Linked DNA regions of Homo sapiens: all the other regions are linked to region 3. Evidence: chromatin loops called from intact Hi-C (ENCODE). Cell type or tissue: gastrocnemius medialis. All regions are shown on one strand.

Region 1 (5,000 bases), 56 kb after region 3:
CATTATTATGATGACCGGAGACTTTGCAATTTATAGAGAGACCACGAACGTGCCGGGCATTGTTGACAAAGCACAGGATTCAAAATTGTTTCTGCCCAGAGCATGCAATCTCACCCTCTTGAGATGTTTTGTTTATTTTTTTTCTCTCTCCTTAAGAGTATTCTGCTAAATTGGGAACATTGTGATCCTGGTGGAAAATTGATCTCATAAGATGTATCTCAAAGGATCTTCAGACCTATTTTTAGATTATTCACCTTTTGTCTGTCATGGCCATCGCCTATTTATTTATCAACATTTTATTGAGCGTTTAGTGTGACCCAGGCAGTAAGCTAAACATTCCTACATTTATTATGGTATTTCTAACCCAACTGTCCATGAGTTAGGTACAAGTATTAGTCCAATAATGTGGGTGAGGAAATTGGGTGTTACAGAGGTTATGGAAATTAGCCTAAAGTTGATCTGAATTAAACTTACATTTTTAACCCCTTCTCTTCTGTCTTTCTCTCCCTGTCTCCCTCTACCTCTCTCTTTCTGTGCCTCAGCCTCACTAGCCTTCTGAATGTCCCTCAACTTTGCCATAGGACTTTGCATACTAGCCTCTTTTGCCCTGAGCATTTTTCTTTTCCATTTTCTGCTAGTTCACTTTTGTTTATCTTTCAGCTCTCAGCTTAAGTGTTACTTCTTAAGGGATCCTTTTCTGATTCACATCAAATAACTCTATTTTATGCTCACATGTCACAATAAACCCGGCACCTATTCCTGGTTGCACTTTTATATCTGGGTGACTCTGCACAATACATCCCTCCCCAACTAACTTCGAAGCTTTGTAAGAACAAGGACTGTCTGTATACATGCTGTCTATGTATTCGTAGCACCTAGCGCAGTTCCTGGTACATAGCAAATGCTCAACAAACATCTACCAAATAAATGAAAAACAGACTACATTCTATCTTTACCTTGTTCTAGACCGTGAATACCCTTTTTACCGAGGAGGATCATTGATATCCTTGACAATTCATTATATAAGACTCAATGTGTGGTTGGGACATTTGTCAAATTCTGGGGCTGGAGAACTCTCAGCAAAGATCTTGTTGAGGTTGTTTTCAAGGTTCCATCTAAGATACTCCAGTCAGAAAATAGTATATGCCATTTATTTTTTTATTTTGTTTTATTTTATATCTTAACATTTTGTTACAAAACCACATTACCTACCACCCAGCTTCTGTAGTGATAGCAGACGTCTTTCTTATATGTCTTCAGTATTTCCATGCCAACCCCCACCATTATTGAAACAAATATCATAGTTATTCAGCCCATAGTCTTCTAAAACACTTCTTTCTTATGAACTCATTTCAACCTCTCCAGGAAATGTTTTCCTTCAACTTATACTAAATTTCTAATCATGCAGTTTCTGCCTGTTTCCTCTTGTGTGAAGACAGAGAGCGGCTGGTCACTATTTTTGGTGTTATATAACCATTTTTAGTAATTGAAGTTTGTGATTAGTGCTCCCTTCAGTCATTCATTAACAACTTCAAATTTAATAATGTCTTTTATTTAACCAGTGGACCATCTCTAGTGAGTGTTCAAACTGCATGACTGGAAGAACAAATTTATTTTTGGCAATATGGTTTCCTTGGGCTATGAGCTGTGTCCTGAGCTCTTGGCTCATGAGTTTGGAAAGGTTCTGTCTTATTCTTTAGAGGCTAAGAAATAGAATGTTATGGGCTTGTTCTTTCAGTCTGGCAGGGCATAAGCACTCTATTTCTGTGAGATCAGGGGCACTACTCAAAGTGCGAGGGGATGGACTGTTTTTTTCCCAGTCTAGTAAAATTGGATCTAGACTTGTGGAGAAAATTGAGAGGGGGACTACAGGATCCTTTTTTCCCCTCCACTTTAAGACTGTGATGGATCAATGGTGCCTTTTTTTTTTTTTTTTTTTTTTTTTTTGAGATGGCATCTCACTCTGTCGCCCAGGCTGGAGTGCAGTGGCATGATCTCGGCTCACTGTAACGTCTGCCACCCAGGTTCAAACGACTCTTCTGCCTCAGCCTCCCGAGTAGCTAGGATTACAGGCACGTGCCACTACGCCCAGTTAATTTTTTTAATTTTTAGGAGAGATGGGGTTTCACCATGTTGGCCAGGATGGTCTCGATCTCCTGACCTCATGATCTGCCTGCCTCAGCCTCCCAAAGTGCTGGGATTACAGGTGTAAGCCACTGTGCCAGCCAATGGTGCCTATTTTTTTTTTTAACAGTGTTTGACTGCTATGTTTTGAATATGATTTGTTTGCCCCTACCAAGTCACATGTTGAGATCTGAACCCCAATGTTGGAGTTGGGGCCTAATGGGGCGCTGGGGCCTTGCACAGAGTAGGCATTCAGGAAACTATGGAATGAGAGGTGTTTGGATCGTAGGGGCAGATCCCCCATGAATGGCTGAGTGCCACTGTCACAGGAGCGGGTGAGTTCTCACTCCTGTTTCCCACGTGAGCTTGTTGTTGAAAAGGCCTGGCACTTCCCTTCCTTCTCTCACTTCCTCGCTTACCCTGTGATCTGCACATGCAGGCTCCTCTTGCCTCATACCATGAGCAGAAATAGCCTGACACTTTCACGAAAAGCAGATGCTGGGTCCATGCTTCTTGTACAGCCTGCAGAACGTGAGCCAAACAAACTTCTTTTCTTTATAAATTACCCAATCTCAAGCTTTAAAAAATAACAACACAAAAGACAGACTAAAACACTGACACATAGTTGGCACTCTGTATTTGCTTGCTCAGTTGCTAGATTGACAGAAAAATTGAGCTGTGCACCTTGTAAACTTCTGTAACAATGTTCTCACTGAGATGGACTTTACATCCTGGCATCGAGAACAGAATGACAAGGCTCTGTCAGATTGCATATTCAGTCTGAATCCCACTTCATATCATTCCATAGTTCCCTGAATGCCTACTGTGTGAAAGACCCCATGCTAGGATCAGGGGAGGGCAAGAGGAATGAGTCAAAAATCTTGCTCTAGAGGAGCTCACAGTCTAAAGTGAGTGTGGGAGATTAAAAGTGGCTGAAAATTCTTTTCTACTCCTCCAGTTGAGGGGTAGAGTCTAACTCCCCTCCCCTTAAATTTGGACTAGCGTCCAGATTGATTTGATTAATCAATAGAATGTGGCAGAAGTGATGTTTGGCCTTCTGAGGCTAAGACAAAAGAAGCCTTGCAACTTTCACCCGGTTCATGTGGAATACTTGATCTGGGGGAAGCCAGCTGCCATGGAAGAGGTCCAGGTACCTTAAGACTATTATGCTGAAAAAGACATATGTGGGCATTCTGGTCACTAGTCCAGGTGTGCCCAGTCTTCTAGCTATACCTGTCAAGGTGCCAGATGTGATTGAAATCAACATAGACCCTCCAGTCTAGTGCATCTGCCAGTTGAGTGGCACTCAGTGACCTCAGTTAATACCATGGGAAGCAGTAGAATCTCCCAGCCAAGTTCTGGCCAAATTTACCTACCCACAAAATCCATAGCTAGAATTAAAAGGCCATTGTTCTAAGGCATTAAGTTTTGGGATAGTTTGTTACCCCCACAATAGACAGTGAGAACAGAGATATAAGAAAATAACCAGCATCAAGTAAGAACTTTAATAAAAGGTATGTACAAAGTGTTGTTGGACAACGAATTAGAACAAATAATTCTGTTCTTGGAGAGGCCAGGCCACCACAGTGCCTCACTTGGTGGGGCACCAATCATGTTGTAGTCTTTGTGAACAGCAGCCCTGGAGTTGTGCAGAGCCCAATAGGAGCAGACATATGTGGCAATTGTGGGTAATGGGGGCTGGGAAGGCAGGTTAGCTGGGAAAACCATAAAGAAAAGGAACTGGAGCTGAGAATTAACATATGCTACAAAGAGTGGGGAGAAATGATGCTTAAGCCTGCATCAGCATGAGCCCAGACTTGAGAGCAGAGGTACCCATGATACTCTTGGTACATAATAACTGGTTCTGTATCATTGGCATGGAGTGTTGGGGTAGGAGGAGTGGCTGCAGCTGAGCCTCCAAAGGCAGAGTGACGTAAAGGGCGTCACTTTCATACTGTGGTGAGGAGCTGGGAGGAGGAAGGCAACAGGGACACATAGAAGATTTTAAAGCAGGGAGTGACACATTCAAAACAGTATTTGAGAAAATTGCAGTTCAAAACCCCACAGACTATGAAAGACACTGTTCTTCCAACTCCAACTCCCTGAGTCTCCCTGAAAGCTTGGTAGATACATTTTTTTATAGGATTTTTTTCAACAACAGGGGATTACTCAATGTTTCATTTCAAAGGATCATTAAAGGAAAATCAAGGCACATCACATCCTGCCTTCTTTAACTGCTCATTTATTATTACTGTGGGTGAGATAACAGCTTTGTGTTATTCTTCTAAATAGTGTAAAATATTTATTGGTAAATGTAGCAGTACATAAATTAATGCCAGTTGAGATTATTTTTCTCCACTGATCACCATAATGTTTACTTAAAGTAAAACCATTTGTGCTGCTCCATTCTGGCTCAGCGCTAAGTGAGGGCATTATGAACTGAACGTCTTTAGGACAACACTGTCTCTTAGTTTCCATGGGGTGGCAGGACCCTGTGGGTGAGCTGGCTCTCTGGTTTGTTTGTGAAACCAACTTCTTTCCTATTTTTCAAGACCACAGTACTTGGGAAGAGAGCACGTGGAGGTGTAAAATTTTCTTTTCTCTGTCACATCTGAATTTACTAAAAGTGGCTTTTTTAAGTAAGATATTCATTATTTCTCTTATCTGAAAGCCCACATGTGGGGGGCTCCTTAGAGTTGATCTGGTGGCTTACCAGTCACCGAGGACCCAAAATTGTGTCTTCATACGGCAATGTCCAAACACAGGAAATATTTTTTGTGTTTTGTTTTAAATTTTTTTTTTAACTTCTGGAGAAAAATTTTTTCCAAAATCTTGCAGGTATCCTCTCAGGTTTTCTATTTCTGATCTGGGTTCAT
Region 2 (5,000 bases), 83 kb after region 3:
CACCAAGCATTTCGTAGAGTGAAATACATTATATCTCAGTGAAAAAAAATTCTCATCCAGTAAGTTGAGAAATACTGGATTGAATGCTGGTTTCTTTACTGTAAGACTTCTCAGAGCCTTTGTAAAGCCAATACATATTGAGAATATCTGTTATTTAGTATACCCTGATCCAAAATTGATTTAGTCAGGGAACTGTGGTTTTTTTTTTTTTTTTTTTTTGAGATCACCTTTTTTAGGGGAAGGAGGGGTCAGTGTTCTATGTCTCTCATTTTGGAAACATCTTCTCCAGGGTGTGAATTTATTGCAAGGTGGAATTCAATTAAATTCTGCTAAGAACCCTCATCTAGTAGGTAAAAAACTTCAAAATAAAAAACTCAGGGACCAAAAAAATTTATTTTCTATGATTATATTTTACTCTGTCTTAAATTTACATTTATGTCAGATAACAAGAAATATAAACCAGTGTCTTATCAGGAATCTAAGTCAAATTAGTGAGTCTTTGGTTCATCCAGGGATTTCACTCTTCTCCCCCCACTTCCTGGGGTACATCTGAGTTCTAAGAAGCCATGGTAGTGCTGGGGTGTTGATGGAAAAACACAGACTGTCCTCAATCATCTCATGTCCATTTGGACATATATATGACTTGGATATGTCTCATTTTTATCATTGTGTGCAGGCCTTTGCTGCTGACATCTGCAGTCTCAACATGTTCTTTGGTTACCAATCTATGAACTTTATCTTTCTGCCCTATTCACAAGGCTTCTTCTAATCTGATGCTGTCATAATTCAGCTGTTCAGAAGGTCAGGAATATCTGGTTTCTTCCTTTAGATTATGTGCAAATCTTTGTGATATTTGCTGGGCTCATCCACATACGGGTCTCACTCAGTCTTCTCCTCTGCCACTTGGGTACCATGTTGTTTGGAAGGCTCCCCTAGGAAGCTCTTCCCACATAGCCATGGGTATCAAGGCACTAGGTCTCTTCCTTCTGGGGTGCTCACATAGCTTTTATTGTCTTCCTCATTCAGGCCAAACTTGTGGGGTAGCGGGGAGAAATCAACAAAGCATAGAAACCTCTTCCTCAGAGACTCACACTAGTTGCCATTTTTAATGCTTTCTTTTCCTCCTGCAAAGGGAGTTGAATTCAGGCACAGATCTGATCAAAGTGTCAGAGGCAAGTGGGAAAGTAATACCAGGGATTAAGGGAGTGAGAGTAGGGTGCTCCCAATCACAAAAGGAGCCTTCCAGGGATTCCAGGCATATTTCTACATGTCTGATTTGTTTTGTAAATTTTGGGCAAGATGGTTTTCCTTCTTCAGTCAAATGCCATATTAAAACCAAACCTCTGTAGGAAAGAGGCTTTTCCACCAACCGTTACAATATAGCTGTCATTGGCATGGTGTTTATGAGGTGCCCTGCACTGTGCTAAGCTCTTAGCATGCATTACTTCCTTTGAGCCTCTCATCTGCTCTGCAAGGCGGGTGCTATTATTGCCCCCAATTTTACCGGAAAATAAATTGAAACTGAAAGAAGTTAAGTAACATGCTGGGTTTTAAGTGAGAGAGCTGGGATTTAAACCCTGTCTGATACATGAGCCTCAGCTCTTAAGCCACCACTGGCGTATCTTATACAGTCTATTTCCAGCATTTTATTTCTACAACCATCATATGTAAGACGATCATATGCAGTTAAAGTTTGCTTAAATTTCTTTTCCATCTAAATGGCTTATACCCATGGAACAATTTGCTTAATGATAGAGGAGTCTTACTCCTCCATCAGTTGGCTATTTCCTCTCAAAGGCTAAATATCTATTCCCTCTGCTTTTGAATTCTTTCCCAAAGCTACCTTGTTTTCTATCTTATCCTTACTCATCAACAGCAAGATAAGAACAAAGGTAATGAAATTGGAAGACCTGCTCTGTAAGCCTCCTTCTACCAGATTCCTTGGCGAGTCATTTAACTTTTCTTAACTAAACTTTGACATTTCTTAAAGCATGAATGTCAAGTCTTACCTCCTAGGTTTATTGTGGGCAATAACAAATAATGTGTAAAGACATCGTGTGCTTTGACATGCTATGACATTGTTAATCATTATTAATACAAATACTATGGGATGTCTGGTTGCCTGCTGCAGATCAGATGGCAGAGGCTGGGGAAGAGTCTGGAGATGAGAACGTCCTGCCAATTTCCATCTTTCACAAACTCCATCCTGAGAATAGTAACTAAGACATACCCAAATGAATTCTACTCAAGCCATTTGGTTGACAGAACCTGTGGGCTCAAGGGGGGTCTTGCAGGGAAGGGATAAAGTCGCATGTCAGGGGGCATGGATAGCTCTACTAAGTATCATCCTCCAAATGCTAGCATGCTATGGGAGAGTTATTCCGGGATGCCTTTGTAGGAGCAGATGCCCAGTGTTGTGTCATGATGACTCCTCCCTCCTGTGGAGATTAGACCTGCCCTACTTCTCTAGCAGGAACCTAAAATTAGATGTGCAGCTGTCCTCCAATGAAGCTCTGTCTCCAGATAGTACTCAGGGCAAGATTTACAACAGAAGCTCCAACCACATACTTGCTAGAGAGAAGGGACATGAAGAGCAATGTCACTAACCCTCTGTGGCCTTGTGCCAGCCCTCAGCCCAGGGCAGGCAGCTATTTCAGGCCTCCTCCACTTCCCAAATACCCACCATGCTGCACACACTTGTGTTGGCTTGTGCCAACTTCCTTCCTTCGGCTCCTCATGAGTCCCATGCTAGTGGGAACAGTTATGGTCAGACTTAAACTGCTATGATAGCCCTCTAGTTGGTCTCACTTCACTTCAAAGCCATCAGGAATGTGCCTCAGCTTCCCTTTCCAGAGTGGTTTCTCATTCCTGCTCTCATCTCGCTTTCCAGCCAGCTATCTCTGAGTGTGGCATTCCCTCTTCTTCCCCAGGTCTCTCCCTTCCTCTGGAATGCCATGCTGCCTTGTGCAGTGGTAGAAGTCTTACCCAGTCTCCAGACTTCACTGGATGCCACCTGCTCCATTTCATCAGAGAAAAGGAATCTACTCTCCTCAAACATCCTCCAGAGATTTGTTCAGACCTTCTTTCGACATGCATTCTATTGGACTCTGTACTATATTGGCCTGGGTGTCTTTTCTCCTCCCTAAATTCTGTACTTCCTAAAGTAGAAATCAAATTATATGTATCTTGTTATTTTCCATTCCTCCTAGCCCAGCGCCTAGATAATAATAGGCTCTTAATTAAATTCAAACGAGGCTGAGCATGGTGGCTCATGTCTGTAATCTCAGTGCTTTGGGAGGCAAAGGCGGGAGGACCGCTTGAGGCCAGGAGTTTGCGACCAGCTTGGGCAACGTAGGCAGACCCTGTCTCTACAAGAAATTAGTTGGGTGTGGTGGTGCACACCTGTAGTCCCAGCTACTCAGGAGGCTGAGGTGGGAGAGTTGCTTGGGCCCAGGAGTTTGAGACTACAGTGAGTCATGACTATGCCATTGCATGCCAGCCTGGGGGACAAATTGAGATCCTGTCTTAAAAATAAATAAATGAGGGCTGGGTATTGTGGCTCATGCCTGTAATCCCAGCACTTTGGGAGGCTGAGGTGGGTGGGTCACCTAAGATCAGGAGTTTGAGACCAGCCTGGCCAACGTGATGAAACCCTATCTCTACTAAAAATACAAAAATTAGCTGGGCATGGTGGTGGATTCCTGTAATCCCAGCTACCTGGGAGGCTGAGGCAGGAGAATCACTCAAACCCAGGAGGTAGAGGTTACAGTGAGCCAAGATCACACCACTGCACTCCAGCCTGTGAGACAGAGTGAGATTCTGTCTCAAAAAAAAATGAATAAATAAAATTAAATAAATACATTGAAAAGAAATATTTTAAAAAAAATTATTGGTGAATTTCCTATGTAGTAATGAATGAAAGCCAGAATGTACTGAGTAGGTGCTATGCTAGGCACTTCATATTTGTTACCTTTTTTCCCCCTGATACCAGGCTGGCTGCACATGCAGAGTTCTGCCCCATCCAAACATGTCTGAAACATCAGTTGGCACACCTCCCAAGAGCTCTATTGCATGAGGGAATGAGGTGCCTTCTGGGAGAGAACTCATTCTGAGAGACTGCGAAGCAGCAGCCACCAGCTTGAAAGGGAGCAAAGTTTCTCTCACTGGAGGGAAGAAAAAAGTTCAGAGTCTTTTAGAGTTGTCTGGGGGAACCGACAGAGATTGGAGCAGGGAAAGATCTGAATTGGAGGGGCATGTGGGGACAGCATTCACATTAAAACTTTGCTGTCTATTTGAAATAGGCTTCTAGTGTTTGGTCTGTTAATGAACTCAGCTGGGGCTTAAACTTTTCTGGGGGTGCTTTTTATAGAAGTAGGGAGGAGGAAATGACACTGGGCCAGAGTGTGCTACCTCTTGCTCGTTTGTTCCACTGTGGACAAGCTTGTTTATCTGCACTAAAGCTGTCTTTGAGCTGTCCAAACTCACTAAGTAGGGAAATTTATTGAGGCAGACAGATTACTTGTCTGCGAATGACTCATCTTGTGACCTTAGGAAAGCTTGTGATTACTCCACGTCTCAACACTTTCTGCGGGAGGCTGTCCCTTTGTGCCGTCATTCCCAGGATGGGCCTGAAGATTTTGATAATAATAAGGACCATTTCCACTGGCCACGTGCTTGACCTTTTCCAAAGTACAGCCACATCCCCTCTGATCCTTTTGGATTCTCACAGTGTAATATTGAACCCAACCTTTGGAACTGGGTTATCAGATGTTGTCATCAGTGTGTCTTCCAGGATTTTAAACTCTGCTGGCTTGCCTTGCTTTATAAGTATCATAGCCAATTGGAAATGGGTTGGATCTTCCTAGCAGAGACCAGGTCTTGAAGCCCATTGTATTCTCTGACCATTGCTCCACACTTCCAGAAAGAGGACTCGGGCTGCTCACAGGCTGGGATAGCTCCCTCACCGCTCACCTTCATTTTCTCTGGAGCTGCCCCAAGGA
Region 3 (5,000 bases):
CTAAACCAGAAGGTGGTCTGGGGGATGCCTGAATTGCAACAGGAATCTCTGGATTACATGAAATGTGTCTTTCTTTAAAGCCAGAGGACTAAGATCTCTCTGAATTTCTGCTTGAACCTCCTCTCTGGCTTCCCTAAACCCTTTCTTCAGAAGATATTATGTAAAATGTGTAGGAAGTCCTCTCTCAGCTTCACAAAGAAGCCTCCTCCCCCATGGCCTGCCCTAGGCACTGACCAACCCCTCTTGCCTGCCCCGTGTGGTTTAATGAGTACTCACTTCAGTCTACTCTGGGTAGGATATTGTATTGCCCAAGCAGACTCCACACTCACCTGCCTTTCAGGAGAGTCCCTGCTAAAATCCAGATGTTAACTGGGGAAGAGCATAATTCCCTGCTGTCACCCATTTATACTTCAGCCTAAAGTAATCAGTTCACTAACAGAATGGGCTGTCATTAAGATAGAATTCAGGAGAGGGGAGTTCGGGTGTGGGTACTTCTGGGGCTTTCCCTAACTATGAGAGTGAAGAGGGTTCTGCTAGGCAGGGAAACAGGGTTGCTGGGGTCTCCACAGGGCTCTGTTGAGGCATAAGGGAGGAGCGTGCTGAAGGAGCGGCGGAGGGCTGACAATAAGCTGGCCTACATCCTAGTTTTGTTAGAAAAATTAGAGGGTGAAAACTAGCACTTTGTTCCTTCTCTGGCATCCACATGTATCCACATGGCCAAGTGGGCAGTAACTTTCCAGAGGATGAAGGGGAGAGCAGCCAAGCTGGGCATGGGAGGCAGATGTGTCACCTGAAAGAGAGGGAGCCCATTCCTTATCTCACAAGGGGTTTACTGGAAACCAGGTTCCTGGCACTGCGGTGGGGGGAAAGTCATCATTAAGTAGAAGAGAGCAATCCTTTACATATAGGATTTTAATCTCACTTCTGCCCTATGCAATTCCAGGCAGCTTAACCGAGACACTCTTCAAAATGGAGAAAATTTTGCTCCAATTCTAATATCAGGGAGTGTGACCACAAAACCTTTAGTTCTCTCCTCTGAGGTCATTTTTATGACTTCTCACTACTTTTTATCTTTGAACTATTTTTTAGGTCTATGTTGGGAAAATGGTTTTGTTTCTTTCTTCCCCCATCTCTTTTCTTTATCCTCCAGTTGACAACCATGAAATGATCTCCCCTTAAGACAATCACATGAGACAGTTCTGTCTTCCCTTCACCCTGGGCCTTAGAGGATTAGAGAGCACATGCCCTAAAAAGCGTCACCCTCCCATAGAAATCCATAGAGAACCTCTATTTCTACCCTCCTGGCAGCAGATGTAGAGAAATTGGGGTAGGGGTAGACGGCGTCAACCCCACCCCGCAAGCTTCATAAATGTGAGCGCTTATAGTCAGTTCCCAAGATGGGAGGCCTTCATATTTAAAGCCATTAAGTGGAAATTTCTTGAGGGCAGGACTACATGAATTTGCCCTTGAATTGAGGGTTTGGCCAGGCCTGACCCCTGACTCGGGACTTCAGAACACTTAGGCCAAGCAGGATCTGGAAATGCAGTTTCTTCAGTCACCCCAATGTGCTTGGTACCTGCCTAATGAATGCTTGTGATGCTCACAGAATCTCCCTAAACTCCGCACGGGGGTGTTGGCTGGCAGCCCACTCCCCCAGTCACTGAGACTCTTCTATAATACCTGACCGTGCTCTCAGTCAGAATCTCCACTGAGCTCAGCGCTCCAATTTCATGCAATAAAGCGAGCTTTCAACACAGTAAAGTTGTGCTTTGACCTTGCTGGGCACTCGTTTATTGGGTCAAATATTGTCAGAGTTGTTGAACACGCAGGCAATGTAATCAATATAGTCGAAATTGGAGATTTCCAAACTTTAATCCTCTGGTCATTTTGTTAACCAGCTCTAAATCCCCCGAGGATCTGGTTTAAATGCAGTTTCGGACACAGTAGTTCTGGGGAGAGGCGTAACAAGCTTCCAGGTGACGCCCTAGCACCATACTTTGAGAAGTCAGCATTGAAGGGTGTTGATATGGGGAGGAGGAGAAGCTAGTCGCTAAGACTCTGCTCACACATCCCTAGCAGAAAACATAGAAAGTGATCATGGATTCTACATTGGTCTGAAGGAAACTTGTCCCGGGCATCTGCTGTCCCTGAGGCTGAGGACATGGCTCTCAGACCTCCATTACTTTGAAGTGTTTGCTGCAGCAAGAGGCAGGATGGTGCAATGGGTAGTGCTTGTGTTCTGGTGCCAGCTTGCCTGTTTGAGGCCTGGCATGCAATTCTAAGCTCTGTGTTCTTGTGGCTTAACATTTCAGTGCCTTAGTTTTCTTATTTGTAAAACAGGGATAGGGTAGTCATAATAGTACCCACCTCTATTAGGTTACTGTAAAAATTAAAAGATTACGTAAGGGACGTGGTCCATAAAAAATGTCCAGAATACTTATTTTCCTTTTCAGCCAGAGCTCCTGTTTCTAAGCCTGGGACCTCAGGGGGCCCTGGGTTTCTATGCCCTGAACTGCCACAGTTGTGCAAGCACTCTTGGGTCTCCTGTTACCCGGGAGCCGGCAACAGACCAAAATAAAGAGGTGGGGTGGGGTAGCGGGGCGGGCTGAGCGAGCCTCTAGAGGGAGTCTGACCAGGTCAGCTGGGAATGCCTGTCAGCCATCCAGGGTGGCTTCTCCTTTGCTCTGCTCCTGCATGGGCCTGGAGGTGGGTGAGTGACTCATGCTGGTGCCCTCCCCACCCCTGCACCCAAATGCTCAGCCCTCCCCACAGCAGGGGCTCACCTAATCCCCACAGTGGGAGTCGGTGGGTATTCACGCCTGTGCCGAGGTCTAGGGTTGCACCGCGCTGACTTCACACTCAGCAGCATGTGCAGCTGAGGCCTCCGGGCAGTCGTCTCCTGCGAGGCGGGCAGCGAGGTCAGCTTGGCAGCCGCTGCCTCTCCAGCCTGGATCTGGCCGCAGGCAGCGGTTCCCTAGGACCCGAGAAAAGGATGGCCGAACAAGAAGCTAGTGGGCTACAGGTCCTGCTGCACACGCTTCAGGTAGGAAAGGGTAGAGTGGGTGCAGAACCCGGCGGGCTGGGTGTTTGCCTGGGCTGGCCTGCCTGGGAGCTATGCACACAGTCCCCTCTGGCAGTCACTGGCCCAGTTTGTTAACAGCAAGAGAACAGGAGTCGGCTCTCACCTTGAAGCTGACCTAAGTGATGCTATGGAATTCAAATATTAAACACGACGATGTTGATGATTGTTCTGCTTAAATTATTGATCCTCGTGGGATCAGAGGCTCTGGGTAAAAGATCCGAGTTTTCTAGAAATGGGAAAGGTGGAGAAAAAGCCTGTTTGGCAAATGAAGGGGACCTGTTGAGGCTCCTCCTGAATAAGGCTGGAGACCTGCTGAGAGCATGCAGAGCTGTCTGGGAGGACAGGGTAGGTGAGGAGAGGACCCTTCTGGGTATCTCCTGCTAAATGGCTATCTTACTGGGCTCCCACATTGTAGTTACATCAGAATGGCCTGGGATGCCGACTATCAGTGCATTTTCCCAGGCAGGATCTGACTAGAAGGTGTTTGAATCATGTAGGGCAGTAGCCTGGGAAACTGCCTTCTCCCTGGGGGATGCTATTCATTCCTAATTTTGAGAATTCTTGTTCTACAGCAGTGGTTTGCAAACTTGTCTGCACATTAGAATCACCTGGAGAGGGTCAAAAAATACTCATGCTTGGGACCCACCCCCAAAGACATGGATTTAACTGATCTAGGGATCAATCCGAGCGTTAGAGTTTGAAAACTCCCCCGGGGTCTCCATGTAGATTTAAGGCTGAGAACCACTACTCTCTATGCTTGTAGTTAGCTGGATTCAGAGGATGCCAGTGTTCAAAAAGGCCCAAGGGGTCTTCTACCCCAGGAGTTTAAGCTGGAAGTTCCTGGAAGGGGTCACAAGATGATGGGCTTGTGGGGGCGGGGGGGGGTCCATGACCCCATTCCCCTGTTTAGAATATAAACATTTTGTACGTATTTTCCTTTTTCCCTGTTGGGAAAAATGTTCTTAATTTTCCTCTGATTGTTTTTGTTTTTATTTTGTTGAGACAGCGTCTCACTCTGTCGCCCAGGCTGGAGTGCAATGGTGTGATCTCGACTCACTACAACTTTTGCCTCCCAGGTTCAAGCAATTCTCCTGCCTCTGCCTCCCAAGTAGGTGGGATTATAGGCTCCTGCCACCATGCCTGGCTAATTTTTTGTATTTTTAGTAGAGATGGGGTTTCACCATGTCGGCCAGACTGGTCTCAAACTCCTGACCTCAGGTAATCCACCTCGGCCTCCCAAAATGCTGGGATTACAGGCGTGAGCCACTGTACCTGGCCATTTTTCTCTGATTCTTAAGAAGATTTGTATTCCTGAAAGTTTAAGAACCAATAAGTGCAACCTTCAGGTGTGCAGATAAGGAAACGGAATCTCAGAAGTGAAATAGGCTCCTTGATGTCAAATGGCTACATAGTAGGAGAACTGGGCCTTCAATATTCAGTTGACTTGGCGTCCTTTGACTCATTCTATCTGATTCATGCAAGGTGAGAATGTATCTGACCAGGGGTACTGGAGGCAGGAGTGGACCTCAAAAGAAATTTGCAAAATAAATCCAAGGATTTATTTGTATCTGGCTAGATTTATTTGATTTAATAACCAGGTACAATAAGCTGACATTCTGAGACCTCTTCTAATTTCTGAATAGTTGCATGGAGATCTTGATTAACTGATTCAAACAACTGAAAATATCTCATGGACAGAATTTTCCTTGCACTAGCTGTCTAGGAAAGAGGGAAAGTAATAAGTTGGTAATAGGGGTTCAGTAAAAATGAATGTCCTGTAGTCGGCCTCAAAGTCACTTCAGGTTGAACTCAATTGCCTGCATTCCCACCAGTGAGAATTGATAATTGATGTTTAGCATGATCACCCCGGGGCACTGCTAGATTCCCAATTATCAAAGAAAGATTTAATTATGTTCAC

The links. A loop is a pair of places that touch in the nucleus more often than their neighbours do. Peaks named below come from ENCODE experiments on the same cell type or tissue, not always from the same donor. Only the 100,000 strongest peaks of a DNase experiment are listed, where the experiment ranks them.
Region 1: a loop joins it to region 3, with 4 times the contacts of the local background. A loop is called at or near these places in 4 of 110 quality-filtered maps.
Region 2: a loop joins it to region 3, with 9 times the contacts of the local background. A loop is called at or near these places in 2 of 110 quality-filtered maps.

Annotation. Positions count from the first base shown.
Region 1 is chr15:86,132,685-86,137,684 of GRCh38, forward strand. All of the region lies in intron 1 of AGBL1 (AGBL carboxypeptidase 1), which reads left to right. Among named protein-coding and RNA genes, the nearest start is that of LINC01584, 18 kb to the left of the region's middle. In gastrocnemius medialis, no CTCF peak of the experiment used is centred here; a DNase peak (open chromatin) is centred at 2,527; H3K27ac peaks cover 5,000 bases.
Region 2 is chr15:86,159,902-86,164,901 of GRCh38, forward strand. The region is part of intron 5 of AGBL1 (AGBL carboxypeptidase 1); the gene reads left to right. Among named protein-coding and RNA genes, the nearest start is that of LINC01584, 46 kb to the left of the region's middle. In gastrocnemius medialis, no CTCF peak of the experiment used is centred here; DNase peaks (open chromatin) are centred at 2,580, 2,980, 4,060, 4,520 and 1 weaker place; H3K4me3 peaks cover 322 bases; H3K27ac peaks cover 5,000 bases.
Region 3 is chr15:86,076,981-86,081,980 of GRCh38, forward strand. AGBL1 (AGBL carboxypeptidase 1) reads left to right here and starts at 2,891. Exons shown (of 23, transcript NM_001386094.1): 1 at 2,891-3,043. The coding sequence starts at 2,993. In gastrocnemius medialis, a CTCF peak has its summit at 2,618; a DNase peak (open chromatin) is centred at 2,691; H3K4me3 peaks cover 1,671 bases; H3K27ac peaks cover 5,000 bases.